Linked DNA regions of Mus musculus: region 1 is linked to region 2. The links are chromatin loops, found by intact Hi-C in ENCODE. Cell type or tissue: heart. All regions are shown on one strand.

What was found. Peaks named below come from ENCODE experiments on the same cell type or tissue, not always from the same donor. Only the 100,000 strongest peaks of a DNase experiment are listed, where the experiment ranks them.
Region 1: it touches region 2 in a loop (9-fold over the local background); 24 of 42 quality-filtered maps call a loop at or near these places.

The regions. Positions count from the first base shown.
Region 1 is chr13:19,363,515-19,366,014 of GRCm38, forward strand. The region is part of intron 7 of Stard3nl (STARD3 N-terminal like); the gene reads right to left. Among named protein-coding and RNA genes, the nearest start is that of Stard3nl, 31 kb to the right of the region's middle. In heart, CTCF peaks have their summits at 1,182 (motif pointing right) and 2,284 (motif pointing right); no DNase peak of the experiment used is centred here.
Region 2 is chr13:19,676,011-19,678,510 of GRCm38, forward strand. Nme8 (NME/NM23 family member 8) reads right to left here. Exons shown (of 17, transcript NM_181591.3): 9 at 1,827-1,919. Among named protein-coding and RNA genes, the nearest start is that of Nme8, 20 kb to the right of the region's middle. In heart, no CTCF peak of the experiment used is centred here; no DNase peak of the experiment used is centred here.

The DNA of each region.
Region 1 (2,500 bases), 310 kb before region 2:
ACCACTCACTATCTGATGGGCATGATCTGGATAGTCAATAATAAACTTGCAAAAGCTGTAGCTGCCTACACAAGACTGGGAAGATCAATAACTAATCATGAATGAGGTTTGAGTGGTCATGGGGGCCCTGCTTCTCCCCGGGGGGCGGGGGTTACTGAATCTGGTGGGCCTTGGGGGAGGGGTAGTGCAGTCATTGGTGGGTTCCCCAGGCTCCAGTCAACAGTGTCACCTATGCTCACAGGACTCTGGTTAAATCCAGTAGATAACAAACCAAACGAGAAGGCATGAGAATGAGGGGGCTCTGCAGAGAGGAGAAGGGGTTCACTAGAGTGGGAGGGGTGGGGTGGAGTGTGATCAGACTGTGTTATATAAATGTGTGGAGGGGCTGGTGAGATGGCTCAGTGGGTAAGAGCACCCGACTGCTCTTCCGAAGGTCCAGAGTTCAAATCCCAGCAACCACATGGTGGCTCACAACCACCCGTAATGAGATCTGACTCCCTCTTCTGGAGTGTCTGAAGACAGCTACAGTGTACTTACATATAATAAATAAATCTTTAAAAAAAAAAAATGTGTGGAATTATTACAGAACTTAATTGAAATGTGAAGTAAATATAAAGTGAAAAGACCTAAGAGATGTGGAGCGGGGATGTGGAAGAGATGTCAGCATGTAGAGACTTGTAAGTTAAAGACAGCGAGCACCTCTGTAGTTCTGTTAGCCTACCAAAAGCAGACGTGTACAACAGCAAGGACTTGTAAGGATAAAGCCAACATTCACGGCCTGAAGTATGTGCGGAGGAGAGGGCTTCGATGAGCAGCTTCCACTCATGAAAGTTAATAAATGTTCAAACACGTAAGTGGCTGTTCCTGGCTCAATTACTTATTAACAGCCCAAATTGCAGTCCAAAGTGCCAGCGACTGACAAGTGGTGCAGCGTCACACTGTGCAAAAACAGGCACTGATGCCTGCAGAAAGAGCAGCTGAATGCAGAAACCACATGGCATGACTGTTACTAGTGTATGTCCAGGGGACACGGCATCACGATAGGAAGCACAGCAATAGTGACCTCAGCATGACTGTACAGGCACAGGGGCTAAGTGCAACCATGCGCGAACAGTTTACTGTTATAAGACAACCTAAAAAACTAGCCAAAACTCAGTGGCAATTCCCCAAATGACCACTAGGTGGTAGACATCACAGATGAATTGTCACCCTGGAAAGCTTGATGGGGTAAAACTAGTTCATTTAACTATCATTCACAATAGATGTATTTATTTGTAGTATGTAAATTTATATACTTTCATAGAGCTTAAAACATACATTAATTAATAACCCCGGGAATGGGTTTTTAATGCTTTAAATATTCTCTACACAAAGGGTGACCACCTAATTGAGAACCCTTCTGAGGGATGAAGGAATGAGGCAAAGCAGGGGCATGACAGCTCTTGGAATCTTAGCACCTTTATTTTGACTTGCCCACAATAAGTTAGTATTATACAGTTTGAGGTACTCATCTATTCATCCACCTGTCCACTGGCCCGGGATCAAACCGAGGCCAGACAAGTGCTGCACTCAATACTACACATCTTCAGTCCCAAACTAGCCTGCATTTCAAACCAGACTCCCAGTGGGGGTAAAGAACTGCCCCACCTAAGCATGCCACTTAGTTCATTTCTGCTCAGTCAGCATCGTCACTGCAGCCACATGGGTAGCCCAGGCCTTCCTTCTCTGCAACTGGAAGCTTTGGGAACAAAGCGGGCTCTAGTTCCAGCCGCACCTCCACTGGGCTGTGATGATTTCTGTATTCCCATTCTAAATGCCGAGCTGTTCCTTCCTATGAGAAGAAGATAACATTTCTAGGTTCACGTCCTAGAATCTCCTTCTCTACTTAACCCACCGTTCCCGCAGACAGAAATCTACCATGAGTCAGGCATTAGTTTGGGTGCCGGGTCACAAGGCAAGCAAGGCAGCCCCCAGTCTTCTGACAGCACCAGTCTCTGCAGGCAGGCAGCATTGCTCCCTCCCTCTCAGCATTATGAGAGTCTGTGTGAGAAAATGGCTTGCCAGTTTTAAGCACATTACCTTCTGTAATAGTTTCATTTTTTTCCAAATTGAACATTCAGGTAACACAAATGTAACACAGGAAAGCAAGCTCTTTGAGAATCCACCTGTGTTTACCAATACTGATGCGTATCTTGTGTAAATAAAGCAGTGCCTACAGGAACGCTACCTACAGAATTGTCTCTGTTCTCTCTGGCTTCATAACCCAGTGGTAGTTCTCCAGAGGACCACTAGGTGGTGGCAGACATCACAGACTAAAGGCCCTTGCGGGTCCTGGGAAGCTTGACAGAGAAGAACCAGTTATTAGCCTGCTGAGCTGAGCTCCTTGTTAAGAAGACAAATTGATAATGAGAAATTGTATAAGCTAACAGTTACATTTTGAATTAGACTATAAGTTCCATTTTTTGAAACGAGCCCTATGACATAAAATATCTGAATCAAA
Region 2 (2,500 bases):
ATATACATCCAGGAGAAAATTATTTTAAATACAGTGTAGCACAATTACTGCTGATAGCTCCTTAGCTAAAAGGGGGAATTTGGGCCCTCCTCCCATCTCCATGCTCAAACTTTGTATGGCTTCAGCTTCAGCAGGTCTTATGCCTGGTGTCACAATCAAACTTAACGACTTTTCTTTTCCTTTTCTTTTTCTCTTTTCTTCTTGCTTTTTTTCTTTTTTTTTTTCTTTTATTTTATTTGTCTTTTTAAAAGGGACACAAAACGGGGTGGGTGGGGAAGCTGGGGCAAATCTGGAAGGAGTTAGGAGAAAGGAAGGAAATGATTAAAACATATTGTACAAAATCCTCAAAGAACTAACACACATGACACACAGAGAAAGGAGAGCCAGAGAGAGCCAGAAACAGAGACAGACACAGACGGAGAGATTTTGATGCTCAATATCGAAGTTTTTAATTCAGTAATTGTCACAGTTGGATCTGATGTCTCCCAGTGGCCATATACTAAAGGCTTGGTCACCACCATGTGACTGTTACCGAAAGCAACGAAGCACTTAGGCAGAAGGCTGTACAACCACTGGGTATTACCTTGAAGCAGTTTTAGGACCCTGGCATTTCCTCTCGACCACTTTTTGTTTTCTCATTTCAGGAAGTAAGCAGCTTTAGTTAACCATGATCTCCTGAATATGATGTTCTGTCTCAACACAGACATCAAGGTTATGGCTCAGGCCACTATGGATGTCTCAGATCCTGAACCAAAACACAACTCTCCTCCCTTTCCGGTGACTTTGTCTGGTTTATTTGAACACACGGAGAGAAATCTGACAAACAAAACAATTTCTGGTAACTTGCCTAGGGTGGCAATTCATAAAAGTACACACATATTGGTGACACAATTGGCAAAATTTTACACACACACACACACACACACACACACACACACACGGAAACTTGGATAACTAGAGCAGTAGATCAGTTTAAAAGTGCTGACTAGTAGAACTTTCCTTATGGGTAACATACTCTGAACTCCCTAACAATATTCCTGGATATGGCTATTGAGGACCTGAAATGTGCATATTATACATAAGACTCCAATTTTTAAATGTCATTTAGTTTGAATGAATTTAAATTCAAATATATATTTACTGCTCGTCATATTGAAAGAGTGTTTTTTGAAGATAGGTCTCCTGATTTCCAAGTCACACACCCACTTCAAAATGTTTTTTGAAACATTATACCATGTTCCTCCAAGGAAAAAAAACCTTGCTGGATTACAGCCTCAGAGAAATGATTCAGATAAAGAGTGGCTTACAGAATTCCTGCATACCAGATGCAATTACATGCATATTTCCTCGATATCTGTACTTTTAAAACTTCAAAGATTTCACAATATTTTTTATTAGAGTAGACTGACTCAAAATTTGAAATGCTAAAATAAGGAAAGGAAAATAAAAGCACAATTCCAAAAACCATATATATGTATGTATAAACATACATACATATATGCTAAGGCTGAAAATTGATAGGAGAAGACTGGCTAATCACTTCCAGTCTTCAACAAAACAAACCATTGAAATCTTGCAGAATGTTTGTTTCCACTTGTTTCCACTGAAGATGTCCCCAGAGATACCATCTTGGGCATCATCAATTTGTGGACATCTTCAAGACACCAAAATTTATTCAATTGGCTAGAATTACCAGTTTTCTACTTTATAATAGAAATATAAACTTATTCCAATCATTGTAGTTCAGTGTGTGTGTGTGTGTGTGTGTGTGTGTGTGTGTGTGTGTGTGTAAATATATACACAGTGTATTTTTAAAAGCTTCTTACCTGGTCTGCTATATGAGTGTAGAATTCCCTCACTACCTCTTCAGGGAGAATCAGGTTTTCTTGTATTTCTATAACAAATCCTTCTTTGGCTATCTTCAATTCAGGTCAGATCAGAAGCAAACATGACAAAAGAAAACATGTAAAAGAAAATTAGAGCTATTTTCATAAGAACTCACTGAACTACCTAGATTTTAATATTTTCAGGTAAAGGCCACAAGAAAATCCACATGGTTTAAAGTGGCTCAGAAATGCATAAAGACTATCCTTTGATACTCTCTAGATATCCATATTTTTAAAATTTCAAAGATTTCACAACATTTTTATTAGAGTGGACTGCCTCAAAATTTGAAATGCTAACATAAAAGAATGAGGAAAATAAAAGTACAATTCCAAAACCCTATGTATATTCATGTATATAAATATATTAAAGCATATATACACTTTCTGAATTATCCATAAGATAGACATTTAAAATAACTTCTTAACTATGCTCAAATTTAGTTTAGCTTCTTTTGTTCCCATGTTTCTATTTTTGAAGGCTAACTCAAATGAAACCATAGATTCCATACTACGTTGTCTTCAGGAAATACACCTCACCACTAAAGACATCTAAAGAATAAGACTCAAATGATGAGAAATGATCTATCAAGCAAACAGAAACTGGAAACAACTTG